4 separate regions of the Homo sapiens genome follow, and all the other regions are linked to region 1. Evidence: chromatin loops called from intact Hi-C (ENCODE). Cell type or tissue: heart right ventricle. All regions are shown on one strand. Region 1 holds the start of WIF1 (Wnt inhibitory factor 1). Region 2 has its middle 23 kb from the start of TBC1D30. Region 3 overlaps LEMD3 (LEM domain containing 3). Region 4 overlaps LEMD3 (LEM domain containing 3).

Evidence for each region. Hi-C counts contacts between places; a loop is a spot of excess contacts. Peaks named below come from ENCODE experiments on the same cell type or tissue, not always from the same donor. Only the 100,000 strongest peaks of a DNase experiment are listed, where the experiment ranks them.
Region 2: it touches region 1 in a loop (7-fold over the local background); 41 of 110 quality-filtered maps call a loop at or near these places.
Region 3: a loop joins it to region 1, with 3 times the contacts of the local background. A loop is called at or near these places in 17 of 110 quality-filtered maps.
Region 4: a loop joins it to region 1, with 4 times the contacts of the local background. A loop is called at or near these places in 17 of 110 quality-filtered maps.

What each region holds. Positions count from the first base shown.
Region 1 is chr12:65,120,247-65,128,246 of GRCh38, forward strand. WIF1 (Wnt inhibitory factor 1) reads right to left here and starts at 1,059. Exons shown (of 10, transcript NM_007191.5): 1 at 798-1,059; 2 at 171-310. The coding sequence starts at 945. RefSeq lists a silencer at 1,220-1,379. In heart right ventricle, CTCF peaks have their summits at 1,335 (motif pointing right), 3,400 (motif pointing left) and 3,605; no DNase peak of the experiment used is centred here; H3K4me3 peaks cover 851 bases; H3K27me3 peaks cover 6,833 bases.
Region 2 is chr12:64,797,900-64,805,899 of GRCh38, forward strand. It overlaps a transcript of TBC1D30 not described here. Among named protein-coding and RNA genes, the nearest start is that of TBC1D30, 23 kb to the right of the region's middle. In heart right ventricle, a CTCF peak has its summit at 4,494 (motif pointing right); a DNase peak (open chromatin) is centred at 4,475; H3K27me3 peaks cover 427 bases.
Region 3 is chr12:65,218,422-65,226,421 of GRCh38, forward strand. It overlaps LEMD3 (LEM domain containing 3), which reads left to right. Exons shown (of 13, transcript NM_014319.5): 4 at 131-198. Among named protein-coding and RNA genes, the nearest start is that of LEMD3, 53 kb to the left of the region's middle. In heart right ventricle, no CTCF peak of the experiment used is centred here; no DNase peak of the experiment used is centred here.
Region 4 is chr12:65,228,912-65,236,911 of GRCh38, forward strand. All of the region lies in intron 4 of LEMD3 (LEM domain containing 3), which reads left to right. Among named protein-coding and RNA genes, the nearest start is that of MSRB3, 46 kb to the right of the region's middle. In heart right ventricle, a CTCF peak has its summit at 3,794 (motif pointing left); no DNase peak of the experiment used is centred here.

The DNA of each region.
Region 1 (8,000 bases):
TGATATGGCAACTTGAAATAAATGGAAATTAATTCTTTATTTGCTTTGGCAATCAGATGAGAAATTTCTCTTAATAACTGTAAAATGTACCAGGCTACACACTATACAGTACTATTTCCACCTGCCATAAGGCAGTGGAAATATTAAAGGGTAATTTTCTCAGAACTTACCTGCCCTGCAGCTTGCCAGGTAAAATTCATGGAATGGATATTGACAGGAATAGCTGGCATTCTCTGTTGTGCTTTTCTGAAATCATGTGTAAAAGGTGCCATTTTCCCCTCTGAAACAATCAGGATATCTTCTTCAAATCCTGGTTTTTAAAATAATAAAACGATCAAACCAGGTAGACTTGAAATCATCTAAATCAGAAGTTTCAAGCAAAAAGAAAACCAAAGAATTAGTGTGGGTCATTTCTGTTCACAAGCATCTGCCTTCAGTACCATCAACGCTACTAAGATTAATTTTTCTCTGTGGATGATGAGAATGATGCCAACAGACCCATGCTTTCAGGGAAAAGGGATGGACATGGAGTTAACCGACGCAAAAAAATGCCGGGTGCACCTAAAAACGCAGGGCTATAAAAATTAACAACAGCATGATCAGAACACTAGATCAGCTTTGGTTTCTTAAAAGAGAAGTTTATAAGCTTTCAGATGGAAAATATCTAATTAAAAGAGGGGAACACTCTTTTGTGGAAATTAAGTTTTAAAACACAAGAAACGCAGGTATCCCTCTTTCTTGAAGAGTGGAGAGAGGAGGACATAGGCAGGGGAAGGCGCTGGAGGCGGGGGCCTTACCTATGAGTACTCTTGCCTGGTGAGCATCGATCCATAGGTACAGGCTCTCCTCCTGCGGCGGCCCGGCCTCCGCCCGCAGTGCCAGCAGGCACAGGAGGATGCTCCAGAGCCAGAGCGCGGCGGCAGGGAAGGCGCTCCTCCGGGCCATGCTGCTCAGGACCTCCTCGCTGCCGGGAAAACTCCTCGTGCCGCACCTACGCAACCTGGCGCCGTCAGATACTCTGCTGCGCTGCAGCTCCCTCAGCCAGGGCTGTTCCCGTTTAGACGGCTGGGCGCGTCGCCTCCCGGCCTGGGTGCCAAGGAGCCTGCGAGAGCAGGAGGAGGGGGCAGGCAGGACGCGGGAGGAGGAGGGGGGGACCAGCGGGCGCGAGTCGCGCAAGAAGATGGGGCGCGGGCGGGAGTGGGGGCGGCAGAGACGTAAGACTGGCAAAGCTGGCGAGGCCAGCAGTCAGCGGGGCAAATAGAGCGAGAACAGAAGAGCGGGAAGGGCTGGCGCGAGCGAGGTGCGAGCGAGGAGTGGGGCCCGCGAGGCCTGGGCGGCCGCCACTTGGGGGCGCTGTGGGGCCCCCCCGGGGGCGGGGCCGCGAGGGACCCCCGAGGCTGCATTCACAGTGCGGTGCGCCCAGTGGAGCGCCCGCGAAGTGGGCGTGTAGGGCTGGCGGACCCGGAGAAGGGCACTCAGAGACCCCTGGGACATCACTCGCCACCTCCTCGGGCCAAGGGAGGCTTCGGGGGAGGGAAATGGGGAGAGCAGACAACGCTGGGCTTGACTGAGTGCTGATGATGGTGATGGTGATGGTGATGATGATGATGATGATGATGATGAGGTGATGACTCCTGTTCCTCCTCCGGCGCTCACTGAAGGCGCAAATTGCCCTTCGTCTCCCTTTCAGCCAGTAGGATTCCTCTCTCCGCCAACCCTATGCGCTCCGTTCTGCGATAGGCTGGCACTTTGCGCGCTCCCAAGCAGTTAAAACTCGAGGCTCGACTGTCCGATGGTGCCGATGGCAGGCGCTGGCCTTGGCTCGAGGCGCAGGGCGTCCAGCTGGTACTTGCCCGACACCCAGCATTTGGGGATTCCCGTCTGTCTCCCTGATAACCCGGCAGTGCCCGGAAGAGTGCCCTGGGCCCTGGACGATAGCTGTACCTGACCCTCCGGGGTAGGGCTCCTCTAACATCGTGGATATCTTCACGTTTGCTGATATTTTTTAAAAGTTGCTGAATTCGGCCGGGCGCGATGGCTCACGCCTGTAATCCCTGCACTTTGGGAGGCCAAGGCGGGCGGATCACCTGAGGTCAGGAGTTCGAGACCAGCTTGGCCAGCGTGGTGAAACCCCGTCTCTACTAAAAATGCAAAAATTAGCTGGGCATGGTGGCGGGGGCCTGTAGTCCTAGCTACCCGGGAGGCTGAGGCAGGAGAATCACTTGAACCGGGAGGCGGAGGTTGCATTAAGCCAAGATCGTGGCACTGCACTCCAGCCTGGGCGATAGAGCGAGACTCCGTCTCAAAAAATATATAAATAAATAAATAAAATAATTTTTTAAAAGTTGCCGAATTCACAGGTGCGTGGGGGCAAAACCAAGGCTCTGGCCTCGTCTGTGAGAAGCATGCTTGGCCGGCAGTGGGCTGCAGCATAACCTATCCACCTGGCCCAGCAGAAAGAACTGATTTTTGCCTCCTGCCTAATTCCTCGGATGCACAAAGAAAACGGAAGCAAAAGGGTTTTGTTTTGTTTTGTTTTTAATTAAAAAACTTAGCCTTCGGACTCATAAAAGGTTCATTTACTTGTGTTTGTTCTTTAGTACCCGAAGCTGTGACAAATGCCTCAAGGATCAAATGTCTGGGGCTGGGCGTGGTGTTTCAATCAGTCCTTTATAGAGTAGCAGATGCCTCAAGAGGGAAAAACAAACAGAAACAACAGAAGAGATGGTGGACATGTGCAGGCATCAAGTTAAATCAGTGTTAGGTTCTGAGAATATAGATTTCCAATGAGGAAATATTTGCAGCTATACAACCAACCAATAGAAAAAAAAAAAAGGAAAAAAGGAATTAGACAAGAAGTCTATGACTGATTTGAACTTGCAGTGTCTTAATTTTTAAAGTACTTTTATTTTAAGTGCTTACTTAATCCTCACAACTCTTAAGTAGGTACTACTATTATTCTTATTTTACTGACGAGGAAAGAGGGCTCAAAAAGTCCAGTAAGTTGACTGTGGATATCCAGCTGGTAAATGAGAGTAAGGGTTCAAATCCCAGACACTCTGATTTCAAAGCCCATTCTCTTAGTAACTTATACCTCATACTGATAAATAAATCATAATTAAGTCTATTTGCATCCAAAGCTTCACAGTGATTCTTCCTTTACAATAAAAATATTTACCTGTTTCCCAACATTGCATTATTTTTTATTTCTATGAATATTCATGTATATAATGTATGAACATTAGGCTACTTTTAAAACACTTTAATGTTATAATGCCAGTGTCACCCAGGTAAAGATAATAATTTCACAGCACAATAGGCATTTTCTTTAACTCGGAGCGAGTGGTTTTAACATTTTTTTCTAGTTCTGCGCAAACCTCTATGGCTCTTGGTGCAAGGACGCCCTCTACAGGTTTTCCTAATCAAATACTAATTGAGAAATATTCATAAAATTTATTTTTTGGTGCAAGAAAAAGAGGAACTAAATTCTCTCCTAACTCGGTTTCCTCTGAGTGAGGTTCTTCTGCAGCAGTTGAATTTGGTGTTGATAACAATGGTAATCTATCTTGCTATAAGGACGTTTTTTTTCTTCCAGAATGGTTGTTTTCTGTTTACTTCTCTCCAGCACAGGACACTTAGAAAAATTATATTTTATTAGAGATAGATAAAGAGAAATGCTATTTAAAAAATTTTTGATATAAACTCGTTTGGTTATTAAAGGGGACAAAGGAACACATGTTTTGTTATACAACAGTGATTTTTAAGGGTAGCAGCGTGGTTCTTTTTGTAGGGAGGTCTATCTCTAAGAGATGAATCAGGCTTGACTCTCCTTTCTGTTGTTAAGGAGCAGTTATGTAGCTATTTCATTAAGAATTGATTTAAGTTTTTAAATTTCTTTAAACAAACATGTGACAATATTTACTAGCATATGATAAAAATTTGGAAATAATGTGCTAGGCAAGTCAACTTCATTTCGTTTGAAAATTCTGCCATTTATTTTCCAGTTCATTATGCTTCCTTTCCTTGTGCGATTCCCTCTCATCAATTATGTGTGCAGGCAGCTTCATTTATTTGTTCATTAACTCATTTGCTTATTCAACAAAGATTTATTAAACAGCTATTATATGTAAGACACTGACCTGGAAATTATAGTACAAATAAAACATGATCATAGCCTTCAAAGAGCAATAGAGCTACTAAAATAAGTAAGACAAGTACCTAAACAACCATAATACAAGGCAGAATGTGGTGATTGTTGATAAGGCAGAATGACTGGAAATTCATAGAAGAAATCTTGTATCTAGAATTCTGCACATTTGTTTGTTCATTCATTCATTCAAAATATATTTACCCGGTGTCTGATGTTTGCCGTATATAAGCACAGGGGATAGAAAGGTAAGTAAAAAGACAGCCCTGCTGTCAAAGAACTCTCAGTCTAACAAGGGAGTGTGTTGAGAATAAACAATAGAGAGGAATGAACGCCATGGTGGGAAAATGCACAGGGTATTTTGGGACTCAAGGAAAATCCTTCGAGGCAGACTGGGTTCTGGGAAGACTTTCTAGAGTAGAGCATACTTGAGCAGTCTTGAAGGTCAAAGGGGAATTGAGCATGCAAGGGGGAAAGATAAGGAACATCCATGCATAGACAGTGGCAATAGTGAGAGCAAGAGACATGAGAAAGAATGGCACCATGCAGGATCTGCAGGTGCTGACCTGTAGTATGATGAGCCTGGAATGGGAGAGGGAGGGAGCAGCTGGGGATGAAGCCCAAAATGTAGGTAGGACCTGGTTATGGAAGATTGTGCTGAGAACAATTCCAAATAATTTGTTTAGAGACGCTGTCCTCAAAGAGGCGAGGCGTAACTCCCCACTCCTGAAGTGTGGGATGTGCAGAGTGACTTCCTTTTATAGCGTGCAGTGTGGAAAGTGGGGAAAGTAACAAACCTGACAAACACTACTTCAACTAGGTGATCAAGATCATCAACAGTGATGAGTCATGTGATAGTATGTGCCCTTGATATGATGTGATGAGAATGGTACTTTACCTATGTGATCTTGCTCCTGAAAACCCATAACCCCAGTCTAGTCACAAGAAAAATATCAGAAAAACCCAACTGAAGGACATTCTACAAAATTCCTGATCAGTATGCCTCAAAACTGTCAGTGATCAAACAAAAAAGGGAAGTCTGAGAAACTCGTAGCCAAGAGGAACCTAAAGACACATGACTACCAAATGTAATGTGCTATCCTGGACAGCATCCAGGAATAGAAAAAAGACATTAGGTAAAGCTAAGGAAATGTAAGTCAACTACTAATAACACTGTATCAATATTGGCTCATTAATTGTGACAAATGTACCATTCTAATATAGGATGTTAATAACAGGGAAAATTGGGTGTGGGGGTATATGGAAACTCTCTGTACTATCTTTGCCATTTTTGCTGTAAATCTAAAACTGTTCTAAAATATAAAGCTTATTTTAAAAATTAAAGATCAAGACTTGAATATGTTTAAAAAATCTTAGCTGCTGACATTTGAAAAGCAGATTTTTTAATTAAAAATTTGATTTCTGGCTGCTCTTGAAAATGTAGAGATCTGACAATATTCCCTTCTTAGAAAGAATCAGATGGTGTGAGTAGTGACTGCCCTTCAAAGAGGACTAGCGTGCCCAGTCGTTACAGTTGCACTACTCTTCCATCCAGCATGCTTTGCTCTTTTACTTGACCATCTAGGCTTCTGTAGGCTCCTGAGTTTGCCATGCATATCCTGGAGGAGACCCGGAGGGACAGGGAAGAAGAAGGTATCTGAGGGGGCTGAAGCCAGTGCTCATCTTGGAAGTGCAGTTGTGTGGGAACCAGGGCAACACAGCTCTAGAGGTAGGTCTTGTCAGTGTCCAGCCATTCATTCACCCAGGCAAGTTGCCAGAACTATCTTGGTGACTGCAGGCATTGGGACTGAGACTGGTGCATATCAGCTGCACCCTAAGCTGTGTCTTGGAGAAGGAAGGAAAAGATACCCCTGTACTACACTGCTGTGGAGAGGGAGACATGAGATAGTAAATGAAAAGGGCAAGTTGGCGAGGATTATGCTTAAAAAACAAACTCTCTTCTTATACTACCATATATAATAGCTATATATAACTATGGATAGACTATAACTGTCTACCTTTTCTATAACGTCTGAAAGTTTATATAACAAAATATTTCTAGTGGTTACCTATGGGAAGTAGGAACACAGATAGGGAATGATTTTCCATTTATGCACAAATATTTTCTGATTCGTAATAAAATTAGAAGATGCTTTTGTAATTAAAAACCATTTTAAAGAACAGAAAAAGGTTGTTTTATGCCTGCTTCAGTCGGTTTCTCCTGAAGTAAGGAGCTGTCAACACCTAGGTTAGCACCTCTCGCTATGCGGCTTGCACACTTTACCACTTAAGAACTGCACATCACAACACATGACAGCTCATTACTGAAGCACAGCACAGCCGGAGTATTCCTCATCATCCTATGTGACATTCTTGCCCTTCTTTCTTCACATGATGGCATTGCCAAGCAACCTAGCATATCTTGTCTTCCAAAAACCATGTCTATTCTTTTCTGTTCATCCATGCTGTTTTATCCTTATGACATTTAATGAAGGGTTTTTTTTATATGATAGGGAAGAAAGGGAAAACAATTTCATTGCCCAATAGTAGAGGAATGAGAAAGCAAATTAGAATATCTTCATAGGAAGAAGTATTATTGAACTATTAAAATTGATGTTCTGAAAGATATTAAACCATGAATCTATCACCACAATAACAATAATAGATATTACCTATCACTCCCAAAAGTTTAGCAAAATCTACACTTGAAATATGTGCAGTTTATTGGATGTCCACTATATTTAATTAAACCTGTTTTAAAGAAATTTTAAAAAATAGTGTTTCATCAGGAAGAAAAAAATGGTAAATTGGACTATATTAAAATTAAGAAACTCTTATCAAAAGACAGTATTGAGAGTGAAATGACAAGCCATAGAATGGGAGAAGATATGTGGATGTATGAGACTCTTATCCGGATCATATAAAGAATTTCTACAAATCTACAAGTGAAAAGAGAGTCCAGTAGAAAAACGGTCAAAGTCTTGAACAGGCACTTCGTTAAAGAACATACCTAAATGCCAATTAACACATTAAAAATGGCAACTTTATTAGCCATCAGAGAAATGTGAATTAAAACTACAGTGAGAAACCTCTTCAGCCCCATCAGAATGGTTAAAATGAAATAGAAAGAATATATGAGGTTAGTGAGGATATGAAGCAAACAAAACTTATATACTGCTGGCAGGAATGTAAATTGGTACAACCATTTTTGAAAACTGAAAAGAAGTACTAAAGCTGAACCCAGAAATTATATTCTCAGGTATAAGCCCAACAAAAAAAGACATATGTCTATATATATACACACACACATATATATATGTATATATATATACATATATATGTATATATATACATATATATGTATGTATGTATATATAGTCATCCAAAGTAATATATAAATATGTGTGTGTGTATATATATATATATATATATATATATATATAGTCATCGAAAGACATGTTTATAAAATCCCTGTTTATAATGGCACCAAAATAGAAACAACCCAAATATCTATTGACAGTGGAATGGATAAAGAAATTGTTACATATTTATAAATGGAATACTACATAGCAATAAGAATAACAAATTGTATTAGTTTTTGCAATTAAAAACAATGGTAAAAAGTCGCAATTACTTTTGCCCCATCCTAATAATTACAACATTAATGACTCTTGAAAACATCATGTTGAGTTAAAAAAGCCAAAATGTACATACTTTGGCTTTAAATATGATTCCATATTTAAAAAATTCAAAAATATAAGAAACTAATCTATGATATTAGAAATCAAGATAATGATAACCTTTGAAGAGTGGTAATGATTGGAAAGGACATAAAAGAGGCTTCAGTGGTACT
Region 2 (8,000 bases), 320 kb before region 1:
GCTGGATGATTTCAACCAGTATAGAAGCATGTCATTTTATCCTTAATCTGAAACCAAACATTAAAGTCATCTCTACACCTCTCTTCAGCCATCATTCTGGTTTTCTGTGCCTCTGCTTTTTCATCTGTAAAATGGACAATAGTATTGGCCCTACTTACCTCTTAGAACTATGTTTTGAAGACAGAATTGAAAGTACTTTGAAATGTTAAATGTGTACATGTATATATGTAATTGTTTATAAATTCAAAAGTTCTGTGTTGAGTACCTGCTGGGTGCTAACATGCAAAGAAGAAGAAAAATATACAGTATCCTCAGTGAGCTTTCAGAAGAATAAAGTCAGAGAAGCAAATAAAAAATTACAGTATAATAGTTCTAATGGAGGTTGTGGTATATTGAAATAGATTTTTTGACAACTGCCATTTTTACACATCATGTGCTGACATTTTGAAGTATTCTGAATCCATCTTTCCAATATAATCAGCTAACAAATGGTGGTTTTCACTGTACCAGGTTTCAGCTTGACATTCCAATGAGTCTTACACTGTTTCAGGATAGAATTATGTATTTTTATGAAATTGGAGGAAAATGCTTAGGAGAAGGTGTTGCTGACATAGGAGAATTTCAGGCAAGTCAAGGCTGATTTGATATTCTCAAGACAAGGACTCGTTTGAGTGGTATTAGACTACCTGAAAGACCTCCTATTGTAAAATTTAAAAACCTTGACGTTTGCTCAATTATGCAACAGAGTTATTCTGGGGATGAGTGGTAGAAAGATGGAATGGGAGCTCAGAGTGTTCTCTGTGTATGCAGATCCTCTTCTCTTCTTGGTTCTCTTTCCTTGGGACCACTTCTTCAGGGTACAGACTGGGCCTCAGCATCTGCCAGGCTGGTCTGGCTTCAGGCACCTTTTTTTTTTTTTTTTTTTTTTGTTGAGACGGAGTCTCGCTCTGTCACCCAGGCTAGAGTACAGTGGCACGATCTTGGCTCACTGCAAGCTCCGCCTCCCTGGTTCACGCCACTCTCCTGGCTCAGCCTCCCGAGTAGCTGGGACTACAGGCACCCACCACCATGCCCAGCTAATTTTTTGTATTTTTTAGTAGAGACGGGGTTTCACCTTGTTAGCCAGGATGGTCTTGACCTCTTGACCTCGTGACCTGCCCGCCTCGGCCTCCCAAAGTGCTGGGATCAGGCACCTTTCTTAAGAGCAGGGATGGAGAAAGGTGAGAGAAGCCTGGGCTTCTGACGATGTGCCTCTGGAGAGCTGATGGGATGGGAGGGGGGCACATTGGTTGAGAACATGGACTCTGGAGCCATGTCCCCTGGGCTCAGATCCCAGTTTTGCCACTTACTAGTTCTACAGTCTCATGCAAGTTCCCCGACCCCTCTGTGTTTCAGTTTTCTCATCAGTAAAATGGGAATGATGGTACTTTCACTTCATAGGATGGTTATGTGAATTAAGTGAGTTAAAGTATGTAAAATGTTTAGAAAACTGTCTGGCTGTAGTATTTACTACTACTGCAATAATTCCCACTGTGGGAGGTTCAGAGGTTGCCTTTGCCATCAGCATTTGCATCCTAGCCTGTGTAAGGCAATTATGAAGGTTGCTGGGCTTTTCACTTATAAAAGAAATTGATGAGATGGGTTATTTGAGGAGCAGGTGTTGAATAATCACTGTTAGGGATAATATAATTTTTTAACTCTTCGGGAAAGGATTGCTTCCTCTTCTCCAATAACATGCAAGAAGAGTGCTCTTCCTCTGTGTGTTTCCATTGAGAATGTGATACGTAAATGTGTCTTGGGGATACATGTTATATCTGATGGTCAGCCTTGTGTGTACAAAGGGCAATAGGAGCAAAGGTGGGAACCACCCTAATCTTCAAAGCACTAGGGAACATGGGGAAGTGCGATTAGAAAAGGCTGATAGAGGCCGGGCGCAGTGGCTCATGCCTGTAATCCCAGCACTTTGGGAGGCTGAGGTGGGCAAATGACGAGGTCAGGAGTTCCAGACCAGCCTGGCCAACATGGTGAAACCCTGTCTCTACTAAAAATACAAAAAATTAGCTGGGCGTAGTGGCAGGTGCCTGTAATCTCAGCTACTTGGGAGGCTGAGGCAGGAGAATTGCTTGAACCCTGGAGGCGGAGGCTGCAGTGAGCTGAGATCGCGTCATTACACTCCAGCCTGGGCTACAGAGTGAGACTCCCTCTCAAACAAAACAAAACAAAACAAAAGCCTGATAGAAATGTGCCCTGTGGACAGGGGTAGGAGGGGTGGCAGACATTCCATGCAGAGATAAGGGCACAGAGGCTGAGGGAGCATCAGGTATTTGGGATACTCTTGGTAATCAACAATTGCTAGATACAAAACTAGAGGCTGGAGGGAAGTGGCAGAAGTTGAGACTGGAGTTTAGATTGTGTGTCCTGTAGCAATATCTCCCTGAGCACAAGAGTGATGCGACTGGGTTTTCATGTTTCAGAGGTCATTTTGACAGCAGTGAGGACAGGCTGGATAAGGTGAGTGGATGTGAGGAGTATTGGGAGAGGCGAATGGAATCAGCTCGTAGAGTCGATGGGCCCTGGGAAAGGGGCTCCTGGAAGTGGAGGAAAGGCAATGAGATATTTAGGAGGGAGATTCAGTGGGACTGGAGAGTGTGATATGGGAAGAGGAGGAATCTGGGTGGATGTGAGGGCTTGAGTAAGATGTGGGAGGCTGCAGCAGAGATCCCTCAGGTACCACATGTAGACTGCGAGGGAAGGGAGTGACCTGTTAGAGAGGGCAGAACCCTGGGAGAGAGAAGAGCCAACAAGGAGAGCAGCGTGGAAGATGCTGTGGGAGGCTAGAGGCAGGGTCTCAGGGAGATGCAGGGTTAGCTTCCACAGAACAGCTGTCAACAACATGTGTACATATAGTTAAATAGAGAAGTAAGAAAAGGTTGTGAAAGAGCATTGGAATTTTCCCTTTTAAAAATGATGTTTCATTTAAGAGGAGTTTCTGTTTCATGCAATGGTGGGGACAGAAGCCACATTACACTTGGTTTCTCAGCAAGGATATTAGAGTCATTCTGGAGTTTTCTGGAGGTGAGACGGATGAGAACTAGGCTTGTTCTGTGCTCCTCGTACAGAGCTGCTTCTGTCCCTCTCCGTTTGTTAGAATTGATGAATTTTTCCTCCTCTGAACCTCACCATTCCCTATACTTATGTCTATTAGAGTGCTAATTATATTTGATATTTGTTTCTTTATACATCTGTCTTCTCTCTCCCTGCCCATTAGACATAGATTTTCTGGAGGAGGGGCCGTATCATTCATCTTCTTTTTCTCAGCATCTGTTACACAGCTTCATTACAGTAGGACTCATTGAATGTGTGTGAGATGAATGGATAGATGGGTGGGTGGATAAGTTAAGAGGTTGGATCAAAGTTTGTGTGTGTGTGTGCATGTGTGTGCACACATGAAGCAGGTGATTTGGCTATGAAAGCAAGAGAGGCAGGTGGGGTAGGCTTAGCGCTTATGAACAACAGTACATATTTATAATCATCACTTTGACAAACAGGAAAGGGACTGCTTGGGAAGGGGCACCAACAGGGTTCTATTGAGATCGGAGTTTCTTAGTTCATAAACATGGAGGAATTTTATGGAATTGTAACATTTTAGGATTTTGGAGCTAGAGGGAGCTGTAGGGTTAATCTAGTGCCACCTCCTGTTGAACACAGGGCACTAGTGTATGTGGGCTGCCTTCCTAGCTAGATTAAAAGCATTTTGAGAGTATAGCAATTATCCAGTAAACATTTATTAATTGACAGTGTTAATACAATCTTTACATGAGGAGGGAATAGAGAAAATTAGGTTTATCATTCTAGTTAGAAAGACTGAAAAATAGTTCAAAAACCTATGTATCAGGCAGCAGGAGAATAGCAAAGACAGGTAAATTCAGATGTGTTCTGAGGACCTCCTTAACAGCATTGTGAAATTTTATTTACCCAGTCTTAAATGTGCATCTAACCTTATCCCCTCCCCAAACTGCAGGAGGTTTTCTCCTACCTGCTTTTTGGCGTTTTTGCTGTGAATTTTTACTTTCAGTGGATTATATGCTATTGAACAATGATGAAACATCATTTTTCTTTTCTGGTACTGGCACGAACAAGTACTTGTTTGTAATGGACTCTGTATAGAAATATATTTTGACACTGTGTGTTGGAAAATAATTGTTGCTAATGAATGCATGTCCTATCCCACGCCTAGCCCATTACAGCTCTTTTTTGGTTCTGTCCAGTATTGCCTCCCCGACATCATTTGCAGAAAAGGATATGCCAGGACATGGTCATTAAGGAAGCATTAAAGCTTGCCATTTGGCCTGTGATCTTTCCCAAAAAGCTTTGGTCATGTATGAATGTTGCTGTCCCTGGGCACCTTGTTTTGTTTTTGGCATATCTGGGCCCTCGAGCTCTGGGTGGAGACGAAAAGGGTCGCCCACATTTTGCTGCTGTTACCCGAGATGGCCAGCAGAGGGCAGGCTGGCTCCTTTCCCTGATCCAGTACCTGGGACGACTCTTCCTGCCCTGTTTGTCTCTGATCCCCACCAATTTTGTTTCTTTCTTTCTTTCTTTCTTTTTATTATTATACTTTAAGTTCTAGGGTACATGTGCACAACATACAGGTTTGTCACATATGTATACATGTGCCATGTTGGTGTGCTGTACCCATTAACTCTTCATTTACATTAGGTATATCTCCTAATGCTATCCCTCCCCCGTCCCCCACCGCATGACAGGCCCCGGTGTGTGATGTTCCCCATCCTGTGTCCAAGTGTTCTCATTGTTCAGTTCCCACCTATGATTAAGAACATGTGGTGTTTGGTTTTCTGTCCTTGTGATAGTTTGCTGAGAATGATGGTTTCCAGCTTCATCCATGTCCCTACAAAGGACATGAACTCATCCTTTTTTATGGCTGCATAGTATTCCATGGTGTGTATGTGCCACATTTTCTTAATCCAGTCTGTTATTGATGGACATTTGGGTTGGTTCCAAGTCTTTGCTATTGTGAATAGTGCCGCAATAAACATACGTGTGCATGTGTCTTTATAGCAGCATGATTTATAATCCTATGGGTATATACCCAGTAATGGGATGGCTGGGTCAAATGGTATTTCTAGTTCTAGATCCTTGAGGAATCGCCACACTGACTTCCACAATGGTTGAACTAGTTTACAGTCCCACCAACAGTGTAAAAGTGTTCCTATTTCTCCCCATCCTCTCTAGCACCTGTTGTTTCCTGACTTTTTAATGATCGCCATTCTAACTGGTGTGAGATGGCATTTCCTTGTGGTTTTGACTTGCATTTCTATGATGGCTAGCGATGATGAGCATTTTTTCATGTGTCTGTTGGCTGCATAAATGTCTTCTTTTGAGAATTGTCTGTTCATATCCTTTGCCCACTTTTTGATGGGGTTGTTTGATTTTTTTCTTGTAAATTTGTTTAAGTTCTTTGTAGATTCTGGATATTAGCCCTTTGTCAGATGGGTAGATTGCAAAAATTTTCTCCCATTCTGTAGATAGCCTGTTCACTCTGATGGTAGTTTCTTTTGCTGTGCAGAAGCTCTTTAGTTTAATTAGATCCCATTTGTCAATTTTGGCTTTTGTTGCCATTGCTTTTGGTGTTTTAGACATGAAGTCCTTGCCCATGCCTATGTTCTGAATTGTATTGGCTAGGTTTTCTTCTATGGTTTTTATGGTTTTAGGTCTAACATTTAAGTCTTTAATCCATCTTGAATTAATTTTTGTATAAGGTGTAAGGAAGGGATCCAGTTTCAGCTTTCTACATATGGCTAGCCAGTTTTCCCAGCACCATTTATTAAATAGGGAATCCTTTCCCCATTTCTTGTTTTTGTCAGGTTTGTCAAAGATCAGATGGTTGTAGATGTGTGGTATCATTTCTGAGGGCTCTGTTCTATTCCATTGGTCTGTATCTCTGTTTTGGTACCAGTATCATGCTGTTTTGGTTACTGTAGCTGTATAGTATAGTTTGAAGTCAGGTAGTGTGATGCCTCCAGCTTTGTTCTTTTTGCTTAGGATTGTCTTGGCAATGTGGGCTCTTTTTTGGTTCCATATGAACTTCAAAGTAGTTTTTTTCCAATTCTGTGAAGAAAGTCATTGATGGGGATGGCATTGAATCTATAAATTACCTTGGGCAGTATGGTCATTTTCACAATATTGATTCTTCCTATCCATGAGCATGGAATGTTCTTCCATTTGTTTGTGTCCTCTTTTATTTCGTTGAGCAGTGGTTTATAGTTATCCTTGAAGAGGTCCTTCACATCCTTTGTAAGTTGGATTCCTAGGTATTTTATTTTCTTTGAAGCAATTGTGAATGGGAGTTCACTCATGATTTCGCTCTCTGTCTGTTATTGGTGTAGAGGAATGTTTGTGATTTTTGCACATTGATTTTGTATCCTGAGACTTTGCTGAAGTTGTTTATCAGCTTAAGGAGATTTTGGGCTGAGATGATGGGGTTTTCTAAATATAGAATAATGTCACCTGCAAACAGGGACAATTTGACTCCCTCTTTTCCTAATTGAATACTCTTTATTTCTTTTTCCTGCCTGATTGCCCTGGCCAGAACTTCCAACACTATGTTGAATAGGAGTGGTGAGAGAGGGCATCCCTGTCTTGTGCCAGTTTTCAAAGGGAATGCTTCCAGTTTTTGCCCATTCAGTATGATATTGGCTGATCCCCACCAATTTTCTGATGTGTCAGATTGCAGACTCTAGAATCAGTTATGTAATGAAAAAACTAGTGGGAAAGGGGCACAAAATTCATTTTTTTCCTCTAAACCACTTGAGGTTTTTGGGGCAGATCTCTTTTAGCCCACATTGGTGGCCTTCCCTGAGCATTTTCTGCCCTAATTCTCCTAAAATCACCCACAAAAGGTATACGGGGCTCAACCCTCAACCCTGTGATGTGGGGAGGTTTGTAGTCGTCAGGTGTTGGATGATGATTCTAAGTAGAACCGTTAAAGAGGCTTCTTTTGGCTGAATGCGTGGCTCACACCTGTAATCCCAGCACTTTGGGAGGCTGAGGCGGGCGGATCACCTGAGGTCAGAAGTTCGAGACCAGCCTGGCCAACATGGTAAATCCCTGTCTCTACTAAAAATACAAAAAATGAGTTGGGCTTGGTGGCGGGGCCTGTAATCCCAGCTGCTCAGGAGGCTGAGGTGGGAGAATTGCTTGAACCTGGGAGGCAGAGGTTGCAGTAAGCTGAGATCATGCCATTGCACTCCAGCCTGGGACACAGAGAAATTGGGCCTTCATTCAGAAGACTTTAAAACAAAATAAAAAAGAGACTTCTTGTGTTTGAGGTCCCACATTAAGGTCTGCAGTGCACCACACTCCTATAAAAAGACACAGGCTTTATGGCGCTAAACAGTCTTTATGTATCCATGTTAATAGATTGTTGTTGTTGTTTCTAGAAAAGTGTGATAATAATAATCATCCCTTTTAGAGGAAGAGCTAAATTTGTGAACAGTATTGGGCTGTGGGTTCTGGAGTCCTGAATCCTGTTTTTGATGCTACTGGGTTTTTCTGCACATCATCCTGTTTTTCTTTGTTGACTTACTGGTGACTCCTCTTCAGTGTGTCTCATTGAGAAAATACATTTCTTGGCTGGGTGTGGTGGCTCATGCCTGTAATTCCAGCACTTTGGGAGGCCAAGGCAGGCTGATCACTTGAGGCCGGGAGTTCAAGACCAGCCTGGCCAACACGGTGAAACCCTGTCTCTACTAAAAATACAAAAATTAGTCGGGCGTGGTGGCGGGCACCTGTAGTCCCAGCTACTTGGGAGGTGGAGGCAGGAGAATTGCTTGAACCCAGGAGGTAGAGGTTGCAGTGAGCCGAGATCATGCCACTGCACTCCAGCCTGGGTGACAGAGTGAGACTCTGTCTCAAAAAATAAAATAAAATAAAATAAATAAAATAGTTTCTTCTTTTAAGATTTTAGTTGCCATAGTAAG
Region 3 (8,000 bases), 98 kb after region 1:
TCTTTCTTTACTGATTATAATAATATAACCTGTAATTGTATAATGTATAAAATATTTGAATTAATTATGTTTGTTTTCTTCTGTTTAAGAGAGTACTGATTCAAAATTAATAATATGCTAATCTTTCCAGGAGATCATGAATGTGGCAGTTCTAGTCAAAGAACGCTTTCTGTTCAAGAGGCAGCTGCGTATTTAAAAGTAAGCAATGAAATTAGAATTTTAATAGCTATATTTTAAAAAATTATATAAATCATTGCTACTTGTAAGAATCATATGTTTGATTATTTTAATTGTACTGTTAAAAGCTTGGGCCTGCTGTTTGGTATAATATGAGCAGTTATGAGAAAGTAAAATTGTTCAACTTTTTTTTTTTTTTTTTTTTTGTGAGACACAGTTTCGCTCTTGTTCCCCAGGCTGGAGTGCAATGGCTGATCTCGACTCACTGCAACGTTCGCAACCGGGGTTCAAGCGATTCTCCTGCCTCAGCCTCGCGAGTAGCTGGAATTACAGGCACCCACCACCTCGCCCAGCTAATGTTTTTTGTATTTTTAGTAGAGATGGAGTTTCACTATGTTGGCCAGGCTGGTCTCAAACTCCTGGCCTCAAGTGATCTGCATGCCTTGGCCTCCCAAAGTGCTGGGATTATAGGCGTGAGCCACCTGTTCAATTTTTTTTAGTTTGTTTTAGAACATTCTCTATGAGAGAATGCATATTAATTTGGAAAGGGTACAAAGAAACATTGGTCATAGGGAAATTGAGATAGGTGAGTAGTAGCATGTAAGAGAGCAGGTAAATATCTAACCATTTATTTAAAATCTTCTGTCCCACATCAGTTTCTTCTCCAAATACTAAGAGAACTTGCTGTTGAATTTTCTAAACTACTGTAAATAATTTCTGGAAAATCTTAATGAAAGGTAGTAAAAGATTAAAGATGGATAAATGTCATTCTGATTTCTCAGAAGTGGAAAGTGGCATTTGAAAACCATACAGGAAAGCTTGTTGTCGGTCCAGTTCCATAAAGATAATTTCATAAAGATCTGAGTTCTTGCAAATGGAAACGTTGATCCCTGGAAGGTGGCTGGCATTTGAACGTGGACAAGTCATGCCATACAAATTTCATGCCTCCCATCCCCTTGTTAAAATTGTGGTAAAAAATATATAACGTGAAATCTGTTAACATATTTTTAAGTATACCGTACAACTATATGTGCATTCTTATACAGCAAATCTCTAGAACTTCTTCATCTTGTATGACTGAAACTCTATAGCCATTGCACAGCAGGCCCCCGTTTTCCTCTGCTCCATATCCCTGGCAACCACCATTTTACTTTCTTCCTCCATCAGTGTGATTAACAGATACCTCATATAAGTTGAATCCTGCAATTTTTGTCCTGTGACTGGCTTATTTCACCTAGCATAATATCTTCAAGTTTCATCCATATTGTAACATGACAGTACTTCCTTCATTTTTTAAGGCTGAGTAGAATTTCATTGTATGTATACATATATTTTCTTTATCCAGTCATGTTGATGGGCTTTTAGATTGTTTCCACCTCTTGGCTATTGTGAATAATTCATCAATGAACATGGCAATGCAAGTACTTCTTTGAGACTCTACTTTTAATTCTGTTAGACAAATACCTAGAAGTGGGATTGATAGATAATATGGTAGTTCAACTTTTTATTTTTTGAGGAACCTCCATACTGTTTTCATATTGACTGTACCATTTTACATTCTTTCCAATAGTATAGTAGGATTCCAGTTTCTGCCTATCCTTAACACTTATTTGCCTTATAGCTCACTGTGTTTTTATTTGTGTTTCCCTGATGATTACTGATGTTGAGCATCTTTTCATATACCATTTATATACATATACATCTGTGTGTATATATAGCATGTATACAGCATATATATAATACCTTATCTGTTGGCCATTTGTATATCTTCTTTGGAGAAGTGCTATTCAAGTTCTTTGCTGATTTTTAAGTTGGGTTATTTATTTTGTTATTGAATTGTGGGGGTTTCTTATGCATTTTGCATATTAACCCCTTGTCAGATATATGGTTTGCAAATATTTTCTCCCATTCTGTAGGTTACTTTTTCACTGTATTCACTGTTTTTTTTTACTGCACATATGCTTTTTAGTTTGATGTAGTCCCACTTTTCTGTTTTTGCTTTTGTTGCCTATGCTTTTGGTGTCATGTCCAAGAAATTATTGCCCATATCAACGTCAAGAAGCTTTTCTTCTATGTTTTCTTCAAGAAGTTATATAGTTTCAGGTCTTACATTTAAGTCTTTAATCCATTTGGAGTTGATTTTTGTGTACGGTATAAGATAAAGGTCCAGTTTGATTCTGTTGCATGTGGAAATCCAGTTTTCCTAGCACCATTTATTGAAGAGATTGTCATTTCTCCATTGTGTAGTCTGGCACCCTTGTAGAAGATTGTTGGATCATACATCAGTGGCTTTATTTCTGGTTCTCTATTTTGTTCCACTGGTCCATTTATGTCTATTATTATGCTAGTACTATACTGTTTTGATTACTATAGTTTTGTCATATGTTTTAAAGTCAGTGTGAGGCCTTTGTGGTTCCATATGGATATTAGGATTATGTCTTCTATTTCTGCAAAAAATGCTATTGGGATTTTGTATTGCTGTATTGCCTTCGGTGGTATAGTAATTTGAGTAATATTAAGTCTTCCAATTCACGAACATGAGATGTCTTTCTATTTATTTGTGTCTTTTATTTCATTCAGCTTTTTTTTTTTTTTTTGTAGTTTTCAGTGTATAAGTCTTTCACCTCCCTGGTTAAGTTTATTCCTAAGTATCTAAATCTTTCTAATGCTATTATAAATGGGATTATTTTCTTAACCTCCTTTTCAGATTGTTGTTAGTGTATAGAAATGTAACTGATTTTTGTATATTGATTTTATATCTTCCAACTTAGCTGAATTTGTTTATTCTAACAAGATTCTTTTTAGTAGAGATAGGGGCCTTGCTATGTTGCCCAGGCTGGTCTCAAACTCCTGGGCTCAAGTTATCCTCCTGCCTTGGCCTCCTAAAGCACGGATTACAAGCATGAGCCACCACACCCAGCCAAATAACAAGATTTTTTTGGTGAAATCTTTAGGGCTTTCTATGTATAAGATTATGTCACTTGCTAAGAGAGATAAATTTACTTCTTTCTGATTTGGATGTTTTTTATTTCTTTTTCTTATCTAATTGCTTTGGCTAGGATGTCTAGTGCTATGAGAGATAGAGATGGGAAAAATAGCCACCCTGGCCTTCTTCCTGATCTTAGAGGAAAATCTCTCTTTTTTTTTTTTTTTTTTCCTTGAGACAGAGTCTCACTCTGTCGCCCAGGCTGGAGTGCAGTGGTGTGATCTCTGCTCAATACAACCTCCACCTCCTGGGCTCAAGCGATTCACATGTCTCAGCTTCCTGAGTAGATGGGATTACAGGTGTGTGCCACCACACCTGGCTAATTTTTTTGTATTGTTAGTAGAGATGGGGTTTCACCATGTTGGCCAGGCTGGTCTCGAACTCCTGACCTCACGTGATCCACCCACCTCGGCCTCCCAAAGTGCTGGGATTATAAGTGTGAGCCACCATGCCTGGCCAGGAAAATCTTTCAGTTTGTCACCATTGAGTATGATATTAGCTAAGGGTTTCCATGTATGGCCTTTAATATGTTGAGATAATTTCCTTCTATTCCTCTTTATTGAATGGTTTTATCATGAAAGGATATTTAATTTTGTCAAATGCTTTTTCTGCATCTATTGAGATGATCATGTGATTTTAATCCTTTGTTCTATTAATGTGGCATACTCAGTTTTGATTTTTGTATGTTGAACCATCTTTGTGTCTGAGGTATATGATCCTGGTGTGTGATCCTTTTCATGTGCTTTTGAATTCAGTTTGCTAGTGTTTTTTTGAGGATTTTTGTATCTCAGGGATTTTAGTCTGTAATTTTCTTATAGTATCATTGTCTTTGGTGTCAGAGTAATGCTGGCCTCATAAAATGAGTTTGGAATTGTTTCATCCTTTTCAATTTTTCAGAAGAATTTGAATAGGATTGGCATTAATTCTTCTTTAATAAAATAGATAATAAACTCAGAAATGAATTCTGATTTTTTTCTTAGTCTAGTTAAGGGTTTGTCAATTTTGATCTTTTCAAAAAATCAACTCTCAGTTTTATTGATTCATTAAATTCTCTATTTAATTTATTTTTGCTCCAATCTTTATTATTTCCTCCCTTCTGCTAATCTTAGGCTTAGTATGTTCTTTTTTTAGTTCTTTGAGATGTAAAGTTAGATTTCTCATTTGAGATTTTTTTTTCTTAACATAGGCTTACCACTGTAAACCTCTCTCTTGTATTGCTTTTACTGCTTCTCATAAATTTTGTTAGGTTGTGTTTTTTATTTTTTTATTTTAATACATTTATAATTTTTCTTTTGATTTCTGCTTTGATCCAATGCTTGTTCTAGGAGAATGTTGTTTAATTTACACATATTTGTGAATTTCTCAGTTTTTCTCTGCTTTTGATTTTTAGTTTCATTTCATTGTGGTGTGAAAAGTTACTTGGTATGATTTCGGTCGTCTTTAATGTGTTAAGATTTTTGTGGCCTAACATATGATCTGATTTGGAGAATGTTCCATGTGCACTTCATAAGAATGTGTATTCTACTCCTGTTGGGTGGAATTTTCTGTATATTTCTGTTAGATCCATTTGATCTATAATTGTTGTTCAAGTCCTCTGCTCCCTTATTGATCTTCTAATGTGGGATACATACATATTTAGAATTGTTAAATCTTCCAGATGAATTGATCCCTTTGTCATTTATATAATAAATATCCTTCCTTGTCTCATGTGATGATTTTTTTTTTTTTTTTTTTTTTGAGACAGAGTCTAGGCCTGTCACCCACGCTTGAGTGCAGTGGTGAGATCATAGCTTACTGCAATCTCAAACTCCTGGGCTCAAGTGATCCTCCTGCCTCAGCCTCCCAAGTAGCTGGGGCTACAGACACATGCCACCACACCCGGCTAATTTTTAAAGTTTTTGTAGAGACAGGATCTCACTACGTTGCCTTTAAGTCAAAAATTTGTCTAATATGAGTATGGCTACCCCTACTCTTTATTCATTATTATCTGCATGGAATATCTTTTTCCATCTTTTGGCTGTCAGCCTGTGTGTGTCCTTAAATCTAAGGTGTACACATGATAAAATTGGAGCTTTTTTTTTTAATTATTCATTCAGCCACTCAGTGTGCTTTGATTTGGGAGTTTAGTCCATTTACATTTAAAGTAATTACTAATAGGAAAGGACTTATATTGCCTTTTTTGTTGAATATTTTCTCTCCGTGTTGTAGCTTTTTTGTCCCCTTTTCCATATCTTACTCTTTTTTGTGTCTTTTTTTTTTTTTTGTAGTGACAAGCTGTGATTTCTTTCTCATTTTCTTTTACGTGTGTTTTTTAGGCATTTGTGGTTACTATTGGGGCTTATATAAATTATCTTATATTCACAGTAATATTTTAACCTGATAACACCTTAACTTTAGTCACATGGAAAGTGTCTACTTTTTTATATCTCTCTTCATCCTTTATATTATTGATGTCACAGATTACATCTTTTCATATTGTGTATCATCAACATATTTTTATAAAGTTTTTTATACTTTTGTCTTTTAAATTGTATATCACAATTAAGTGATTTACACACCACCATTACAGTGTTACAGTATTCTGATTTTGTCTATATATTTACCTTTATCAGCAAGCTTTATATTTTCATATGCTTTTGCATTGCTAGGTAGCATCCTTTCATTTAACTTGGAGTCACTTTAGCATTTCTTGTGAGGCAGTTCTAGTGATGATTAACTCCCTTGGCTTTTATTCTGAAAAAATCTTTATTCATTTTTGAAGGATGGTTTTTCTGGATATGTAGTAGTCCCCTTTATCCATGGTTTTGCTTTCCACAGTTTCAGTAACACCTAGTCAACTATGGTCTGAAAATATTAAATGGAAAATTCCAGAAATAAAAAATTGTATACCATTTTTAATAGTACGATGTACTGCTCCCCCCTCCCCCCTACCACACACACACACAGTATTCTTGGTTGGCAGTTGTTTTCTTTCAGTACTTTGAATATGTTATTTCACTCTCTCCTGCTTTGTAAAGTATTTTGGGGACTCCCTTGTATGTGATGAGTAGCTTGCGTCTTGGCTGCTTTCTTCTCCTTGGTTTTCAACAATTTGAACATAACATGTCTGAATATGGACTTATTTTGGTCTATCCTCATTAGGATTCATTGGCTTCCTTGAGTCTGAATACCCATTTTCTTCCCCAGGTTTGGGGAGTTTTGGGCCCCAAATAACATGGTGTTTTTGTTTTTGTTTTGTTTTGTTTTGCCTGTTTCTTTCTTCTCTTTCTGAAACTTCCATATTACTTATATTGGTTGGCTTAATGGTGTCCCATTAAGGTCCTTAGACTTTCTTTACTTGTCTTTATCCTTTCTTCATTTTGCTTGTCTGACAGAATAATTCCAAATGACCTTCTTTTGAGTTTGCTGATTCTTTCTTCTGTTTGATCCAGTCTGCTTTTGAACCCCTCTAATGAATTCTTAAATTCAGTTATTCTTTAGCTCCAAAATTTCTGGGTTTTAAAAATATTTTCTGTCTCTTTGTTGATATTCTTACTTGATTCATGCATTGTTTTCCTGATCTTGTTGAGTATCTTTATGATGGCTTTTTCTGAATTCTTTGTCATGTAATTCTTAGACTTCTACTTCTTTAGGATATGTTTTGGAAGTGTATTTTGTTTCTTTGATTGACCATGTTTTCATGGTTCTTCATGTGCCTTGTTACTTTGTGTTGGGATTCGTGCATTTAACAACAACAGAAATAAAAAAAACAGCCACCTTTGTAGACTTTGTGTGGGGAAAGTCTTTTACCAATATGTCTGTGTAGACATTCTGGATTTCTTAGATATCTTTTCTGTGGTTGTGGTTGTGACCTCTCTGGATTTTTGCCTGTGAATTTCCAATTAGAGAAGTTTTGCTGGTTTATTTTCTCATAGTTTATAATCTTTTGATCCCTGGTATCTGTAGGTTATCCCTGGTGTCTGTAGATTATCTGGAGCTGCCATAAGCTATCCAACTCTTTTGTTTGTTTGTTTTGAGACAGAGTCTTGCTCTGTTGCCCAGGCTGGAGTGCAGTGGCACGATCTCAGCTCACTGCAACCTCTGCCTCCCTAGTTCAAGCGATTCTCCTGCCTCAGCCTCCCAAGTAGCTGGAACTACAGGTGCCCGCCACCATGCCCAGCTAATTTTTTGTATTTTTAGGAGAGACGGGGTTTCACCATGTTAGCCAGGATGGTCTCGATCTCCTGACCTTGTGATCCACCTATCTTGGCCTCCCAAAGTGCAGCGATTACAGGCATGAGCCACTGCTCCTGGCCCAGCTCTTTTTTCTTCTTAGTGGCCCCCAGGCATCTGGAGTATACTGAGTCCTATCCGCATTTTGAATCAGGTGAGGCAGAAGCCAGCGAGGCAACACTCCTTGCCCCTGTGAAGTCAGAACTTTGGATGCATGTCTAACTTTTTTCCTCCCCAGGGAGAAGCCAAGAGTTGGGGTTTTTCTCAACTTTCTTCATGCCGAGCTGGGGGTAGGGACAATGGTGAGTGAGTGCTGTTGCCTTTGTTCTTAGTAGTCCTTAATTTGGTGTCTTTCAACTATTAGATTCAGACATGACAGAAACCAGTTGCCCCGAAAAGTCAGATCATTAGATGTATGTTCTAGTCTTCTGTTTTCCTTCTGAGGAGGAAGCCACGAGTTGGGAGTTTCCTCTCTATTGCACTGCCCTGTGGGGTGATGAGAGTGTCTGGGAAGTGAGTGATATGAATTTTCCTAACAGCTTTGATACAGGTGGTTTTGTGCTTGCCTAGGTGCAGGAACCTTTTAACTAATTTCTGGATTTTTCACAAATGGAATTGGTCCATG
Region 4 (8,000 bases), 110 kb after region 1:
TAGAACACTAGAATTTATTCCTCCTACCTAGTTATAATTTCATTTAACCAACCTCTGGCTACAGACCCTCCACCTGCCACTTTGCCACTTTCTAGCCTCTAGTAACCACTATTCTCTTCTACCTCCATGAGATCAACTTTTTAGTTTCCCCAAAGGTAAAATAAGCCAAGTTCTTAGTAGTCCTTAACTTGGACTTCTAACTCATTTGTCTTCCACAAGTGAGAATATATGGTATTTGTCTTTCTGTGGTTGGCTTATTTCACTTAACATAATGTTCTTCAAGTGCATCGGTGTTGATGTGAATCACATAATTTTATTCTTTATTATGGCTGAATAGTATTCCATTGTATATATACCACATTTTCTTTATTCATCTGTTAATGAGCACTTAGGTTGATTCCATATTATTGTTAATAATGCGGCAATAAATGAGAGTACAGATACCTCTTTTCACTTACTGATTTTCTTTCCTTTGGATATATACCCAGTAGTGAGATTGCTGGATCATATGGTGGTTCTATTTTTAATTTTTTGAGGATCCACCATACTATGTTCTGCAATGCCTGTACTGATTTACATTCCCACCAACAGTGGATAAGAGTTCCCCTTTCTCTGCATCCTCGCCAGCATTTGTTATTTTTTGTCCTTTTGATACTAGCAATTCTAACTGGGGTGAGTGAATATCTCATTGTGGTTTTGATTTGTATTTCCCTGATGATTCATATGTTGGGCATTTTTCCATATGCCTGTTGGTTGTTTGTATGTCTTCTTTTAAGAGATGTCTGCTAAGCTCATTTGCCCTTTGAGTTCCTTGTGTGTTCTGGATATCAATCCCTTGTCAGATGAATAGTTTGCAAATGTCCCCCATTCTACTAGTCATCTCTTCACTCTGTTGCTGCCTTTGCTGTGCAGAATCTTTTATTTTGCTATAACACCATTTATTTTTGCATTTGTGTCTTCTCCATAAAAACCTTTGTCCAGACTAATGTCCTGAAGCGTTCCTCCTGTATTATCTTTTAGTACTTTAATAATTTTAGGTCTTACATTTAATTATTTAATCCATTTTGAGTTGATTTTTGTGTATGGTGAGAAATAAGGGGGCTCGTTTCATTCTGCCTGTTTTCACAGCACCATTTAGTGAAGAGACTGTCCTCTCCCCAGTGAATGGTCTTTGCACCTATGTCGAAAATCAGTTGGCTGTAAATACGTGGATTTATTTCTGGGGTCTTTATTCTGTTCCAGTGGTCTGTGTGTCTGCTTTTATGCCAGTACCATGCTGTTTTGGTTACTATAGCTTTGTAGTGTATTTTGAGGTTTTATAGTGTGATGCATCCAGCTTTGTCCTTTTGCTCAGGATTGCTTTGACTGTTCATAGTTCCATATGAACTTTAGAATTGTTTTCTTCTACTTATGTGAAGAATGTCAGTGGTATTGTAATAGGGATTGCATTGAATCTATACATAGATTATTTTTGGTAGTGTAGTTTTCATAATCTTCTAATTGTGAACATGGGATGTCTTTTTATGGTGTTTTATGGTTTTTTTTTAGATATCTTTTACCTTCTTGGTTAAATTTAATTGTAGGTATTTTATTCATTTATTTATTTTTGTAGCTATTGTAAGTAGAACTGCTTTCTTAATTTCTTTCTCTGCTAGTTTTTTGTTGGTATATGTTACTGATTTTGAGTATTGATTTTCTGTCCTGCAAGTTTATTTAATTTATTTATCAGTTCTAAGAGGTTTTTGGTGGAACTTTTAGAGTGTTCCACATTAACATCATGTCATCTGCACATAGGAACAATTTTTCTCCTTTCCAATTTGGATGCCCTTTATTTCTTTTTCTTGCCTAATTGCTCTGGCTAGGACTTCTAATACTATGTTAAATAAGAATGGTGAGAATGGGCACTGTTGTCTTGTTCCATTTCCTATAGGGAAAGCTTTCAGCTTTTTCTCATTCAGTATGCTGTTGGCTGTGGGTTTGCCATATATGGCCTTTATTGTGTCCTTCAGTACCTAGTTTGTTGAGAGTTATCATGAAGAGATGTTACATTGTATTAAATGCTTTTTCTGCAGTGAACTCTGTAGCCTTTAGAAGATTTTTTTATCTTGAGTTATTTTATGTTTCATATTCGGTTTTGTCTTAATTTAGTAGAATTTCTGTGGCATATTTTTATAAGATTATGGATTAATTTAATTTCATTCTTAAAGAATTATGTAAAATGTTAATACTCTTTTTTTATAGTTAGGTTTATGTATGTGTGTTTTTGTTACCTTTTCTTTTTGGAATCTCATTTTTCATGTTTTTCAAATGCTATAAAACCTGCCGTGGTTTGTCACCACCATAGACGCAGTTTGTACTGTCAAAAGCAAAACAGAGAGAGCTTTAAACAGGATTTTTTTCCCCCAAAAATGTAATTTTAAGGTCTATATAAAAGTCTTAAAGTACTATTTTTAATAATGCTTATTTTTTCAACATAAAATTAAATAATATTGGCTAGGCACAGTGGCTCATACCTATAATCTCAGCACTTTGGGAGGCCAGGGCAGGAGGATCATGTGAGCCCAGGTGGTGGAGACCAGACTGGGGAACATAGTGAGATCTTGTCTCTACAAAAAAAAAATTTTAAATAGCTAGGTGTGGTGGCACATGGCTCTGTAGACCCTCTGTAGTCCCAGCTCCTCGGGAGGCTGAGATGGGAGGATTACCTTGATTGTACCACTACACTCCAGCCTGGATGACAGAGTGAGAGCCTGTCTCAAAAATAAGTAAATAAATTAAATAACACTCATTATTTAATTCATATGGAAAATGAAAGGAAAAAAAGCTTCAAATTCACTACCTAAGGATAACAACTGGTAAAATTTTGGTCCATTTTCCTCTAATTAGTATTATAAATATTTTTTTCTAAAGCTAATATTACTTTATTATAAATATTTTATACTATAAATATTCATGTGTCTTTCCCTTGAAATTATTGTGTGTATTTCAAAAACCGTTGAATGATTTTTGAAAATGTTTTCTATCACTGAATAATATTTCATGGTATGATTTTATTTTATTGGTTTGTGGTTTTTCAATATTATGAAATCACTCTAATCTTTGCATATAGTATTTAATTTTCTAATATTTCTTAGGAAATAATCCTAAAAAGGAAATTACTTGTTCAAAGAGCATGAACTTTTAAAAATGCTTTTGATATATGTTGCTATATTAATTCCCAATTTAAAATGACTGCTTTAGCACAATCTAGCCAAAATTCTCTATGTTATTTTATCCATATTCTGGCATAAATATGGAGGAAACTCACTACAAAGTTGATATCAAACAAGGATTATAATATCTATATGGAGGGCCTTCTGCTTATGAGAAAGAGATCTATTACATATTTTCATGTATTTGCACTATAGTTTCACCAGCAACACATTTAAGTTTTTAGATTGAGGAATAAATAAACCAAAGAATGTGTAGAGCCCCTACAAGTGTAAGCTAATTTTTTCACAACTTCTAGTACATTTTAAGCACAGTGAGTATAGTAAATGTTTGATGGAGTAAAATGAGTGAATAAGCCTCAGTAACATATTTTTGTTTTCTTGAATTTAATTATTTATGTTTAATTCTTTATCCAGTTTTCTCCTTCAAAGGAAATTTAAATAAACTTAATAACTAATTTAAATAATTTAAACACTATTTTTCTAACTACTCCAGTGCTCTTCTTGAGCTTTTTAAAAAACTCGTTGTTTTTGATATTGAAAGCTTATTTTAATTTGTGAAAAGTTAAGAGGTCCCTCTGGTGGAACATTGAAGAAATACATAGTTTATATTTCCGTGAAAATACATGATTGGTTTTTAAGTTAGATGGTAGTGACTTTGTATAACTTTTTATGGAATAATGTAATGAATGGGTTTACGTTCCTAGGTTGCTTTCAAAACCTTCTTAACCTTTAACACAATGAATATGTTTAAGATTTGTGAAGAAAATAATAGGAAAGTAGACAGCTGCAAATGTGTCAAATTATGGGGCTGGATAGACTTTTATGGCCTAGAATGCTAATTACTGTTAATAAAAGTCTGTGTGGAAAAATGAGTGTTCTGAGAAGTGGAGTGAGGGGGAAATTTTATGATAATAATTAAGGTTTATAAAGTACAGTGTGGTACTTTCTATATGTTAATTCTAATTTCAGAATGATCCAACAAGATAGGTGGTATTAGACCCATTTCATAAAGAAACTAAACCATAGAGGGGCTAATAACTAGAGTATCCAGCTACTATGTGATGGAACTGGGAATAGAACCAAAGTACTTGCTCTTTTCTATATATTGTTCTGCCTCTTAAGTGGATGGAGTGGATTCATAATCCTTAGCTCCAGCTATTGAGTGGGCAAGGGACTGGTGCTATTAAGGGTTAGGATCTGAAAAAGTGGTCAAAGTAGATACATCTGGATAGGTGGCATATTTTTCACTTGTCCCATTTAAGGTTGTACATATAGCTAATCTGTAATGGAGCCAGCATCTGGTTCTGGGTCTACTTGATTCTAAAGACTATGTTTTTTTCTGTTATTCTAGCAGGTGAAAGATCATACAATTCTTACTGAATCAGGAGTTACATCCTGTTCAGCATTGTGGATTTCTGTGTGTTATATTTTAATTAATTTTAAAAGGTGCCATCTGATGCATAGTGTAGATCATCTCACAGTTCACTAGAATATTCACCAGCTGGAAGGCTGCATGGCTATTACTGTGTAAATTATCAGTTTCATAAACTATCCATATTAGGTTTTTAGTCCTTGCTTGATTTCTCCCTATACCAGTGCCTTTTTCCCTTCTTACTAACTAAAGTTTTGTTGCCTTATTTAATGAAACAGTATTATTTTTGTACTTGGAAACTGTAATCCAAGTTCAGAGCATCTGATGTGGGTTTTAAAGTACACATTTTTGACCCACGATTTTGAAAATAAAGAACATTTGGGAGAGTTCATGGGGGTATGCGTGAGTACACACATAATGTGTTAGATTTAAGATTTGGGAAAATATACTTCAAATTTAGAAAGATTTACATGAAGCAGTCAGTGGTATACTGACTGAGCTCTTGCCTATAAGTAAATAGTAATAAACAATAGTAATAAAAGTTGTGCCTTAAAAATTAAAAACTTAGTTTCTTCCTGATTTTTGTCATCAGTTATTGGAAAATGTTTGTTTTATGATGCTGGAATGCCTTACCTTAGAGGTTAGCAAGCCATGGCTTATGGGCCAGATCCAGCCTGCCTGTTTTTGTATGGCTTGTGAGCTGTGGTTTTACAACAGTTTTAAAGCTTGCTTTTAAAAAAGAAAGAAAGAAATTTATATGGCTGCACAGCTTAAAGTGTTTACTCTCTGGCCCTTTACGGACAAAAGAAAAAGCTGACCAACCCCTGCCGTGCCCACAGCTTTCCAGGTGGCTACAAAAAGTGAATAATAAAACAGTTTAAACTGTTAAAATCAGGTATATGCTATGTATGCTACAGTATTAGCATCAACTATTTGGCACAAGCAAATAATTCAATTTTTGCTTTTATAAAAATTCCATTTTCTAATACTCTAGAATGCCGTATATATATTTGTGGAAATAGTGGCATATTTTAGACCTCAACACCCCATTAAGTCCTTAATGAGGTTTTAAATAATCAATTGTTTATTGAGAATGTGTACCCATAAAATGAACATTCCATGGTTTTCTTGTATTCCAGATAATGAGTGGATGTCAAGTGATATTAATAAAGGAAAGGAAAACAGAAAAAGGGAAAATAACAACAGATCCTCTTTTCTTACCCTTACTATTTTATAACTAAGAGATTTAAGGCCTTCATTCCTCCTCGTACTTAGCTTTTTAGATCTGTAGGTGTCTTTGTTAATTTGAACCATTGTGTACATTTTTTAAGGATATTTGATGAGAACAGTAATATTTATAATGTCAGCCTCCTAAAATTTGTATATTTAAAATTTGCACTAATAACCTTGGGAGTTTGTTTTTATGTTATCTGAAACTTATGTTTATAGTCTGGTCTTCAAAGACTAGATTATACTTGTCCAGTATTATATGTAGTAATGCAAAGCATGCCATGATACTAGGCAAATCATAGCAATACAAGCTGAACAGCATGTATATAAGTACAAGTAAATACAACATTTATTTCATTGATTTTTAATATATGCATGTATTTGAAGGGTACTATGTGGCATCTGTGTCTTTGAAGAACTAAATGAGTACAAAATCCTTTTTAAAAATGTATGGTAGTGACAACATTACAAAGAAGACTAAATGCAATAATGTTGTCTTCAGCTACACTGATAACCTATATTAATCTTGCTTTGTAGATTTTCATTTATATACAAAGTGATTTCTAGTAGTATATTTATAACAATTGAAACTAATTGCCTGAAATTATTTTGTGTAACTTTATTGCATAATATTTTAAAACAATATTAAAGCAAATAAAAATCACTTGTATCCTCATTCTTGTGCTACTCATATGAGTACATATATTTTATAATTATAAATACAGTTGGCCCTACGTATACATGGGTTTTGCATCCATGGATTTAACCAACCGTGGATCAAAAATCTTAGTGGCAATAAAAAGAAAAAAAGTACAATGGAAAAAATACAGATTTTAAAAATACAGCTATCTATATTCATTTATATTAGGTGTTATAAGTAATCTAGAAATGATTTAAAGTATAAAGAATGATGTGCATAGGTTATATGCAAATACTATGCAATTTTATATCAGGGACTTGAACATCTGTGGATTTTGGTATCCATGGGGCATCCTGGAACCAATCCTCTGTGAATACTGAGGTATGACTGTATATATAAATTAAATGTTGTAGTTTTATTTTTTTAAGCAGATAGCTGTTTAGCTCTCATCATGATTATTTCTAAGTTCATAATATCCATTGAAATGATCTCATATATAAACCTTTTTTCAATCATTAAATACATTGTCTGCAATTTTTTTGATGTTTGTAAATGCTATAATAAACACCCAAGCTTAAAAAAACAGATGGCCTATAGTTATCTTCACCATCTTAAAAATCCTAATAGTAGTTTCATGTAATGATGCCTAACAAGATTAGTTCTGCTTTATAAAACTTTTTATTACATTTGCAAATTTGATACATTAGAATAACTTACCAGTTTTATATTAGGAAGTAAACTATACTGATCAAATGAAAACCTTATAATTTCCAATGCTGTTGAAGAATCTGTTGATAAAATACAATAGGACACTTCTTAGAAAAATCTTTTTTTTAGAGAGAATTTGAAATGACTTTTTATTTCTGTTTTTAGAAATTCATTTTTTCCTCTACGAGCCAGGCACAGTGGCTCATGCCTGTAATCCTAGCACTTTGGGAGGCCAAGGCAGGCGGATCACTTGAGGCCAGCAGTTCGACACCAGCCTGGCCAACATGGCGAAACCCCATCTCTACTACTACTAAAAATACAGTGATTAGCTGGGTGTGGTGGCACACGCCTGTAGTATCACAGTTACTTGGGAGGCTGAGGCACAAGACTGTGCTTGAGCCCTGGAGATGGAGGTTGCAGTGAGGCGAGTTCGCACCACTGCACTCCAGCCTGGGTGACAGAGCAAGACTCTGTCTCAAAAAAAAAAAAAATTCATTTTTTGCTCAAAAGGGACATAAAGACATACTAATAATACAAGCTCCATGAACACAGGGAATTTTTCACTGTGTTGTTTATGCTGCACCTCTAGTTTCTAAAATAGTACTTGGCACATGGTAAAGGTGTTTATAACAGTATTATATTTGATAAATTTTTAAAAATTGGACATATTCTAAATGTTCATTAATAAGGTGTTGATTAAAAGTATAGAATAATCATACAATGGAATACTATTTTGTTGAAAAAAATAGGGTTTTTTCCATGTAAACTGACATTGACACAATATTTTGTTCCATGAAGAAAACAAGTAGAACAGTAGTATGTGTAATATGATACCACA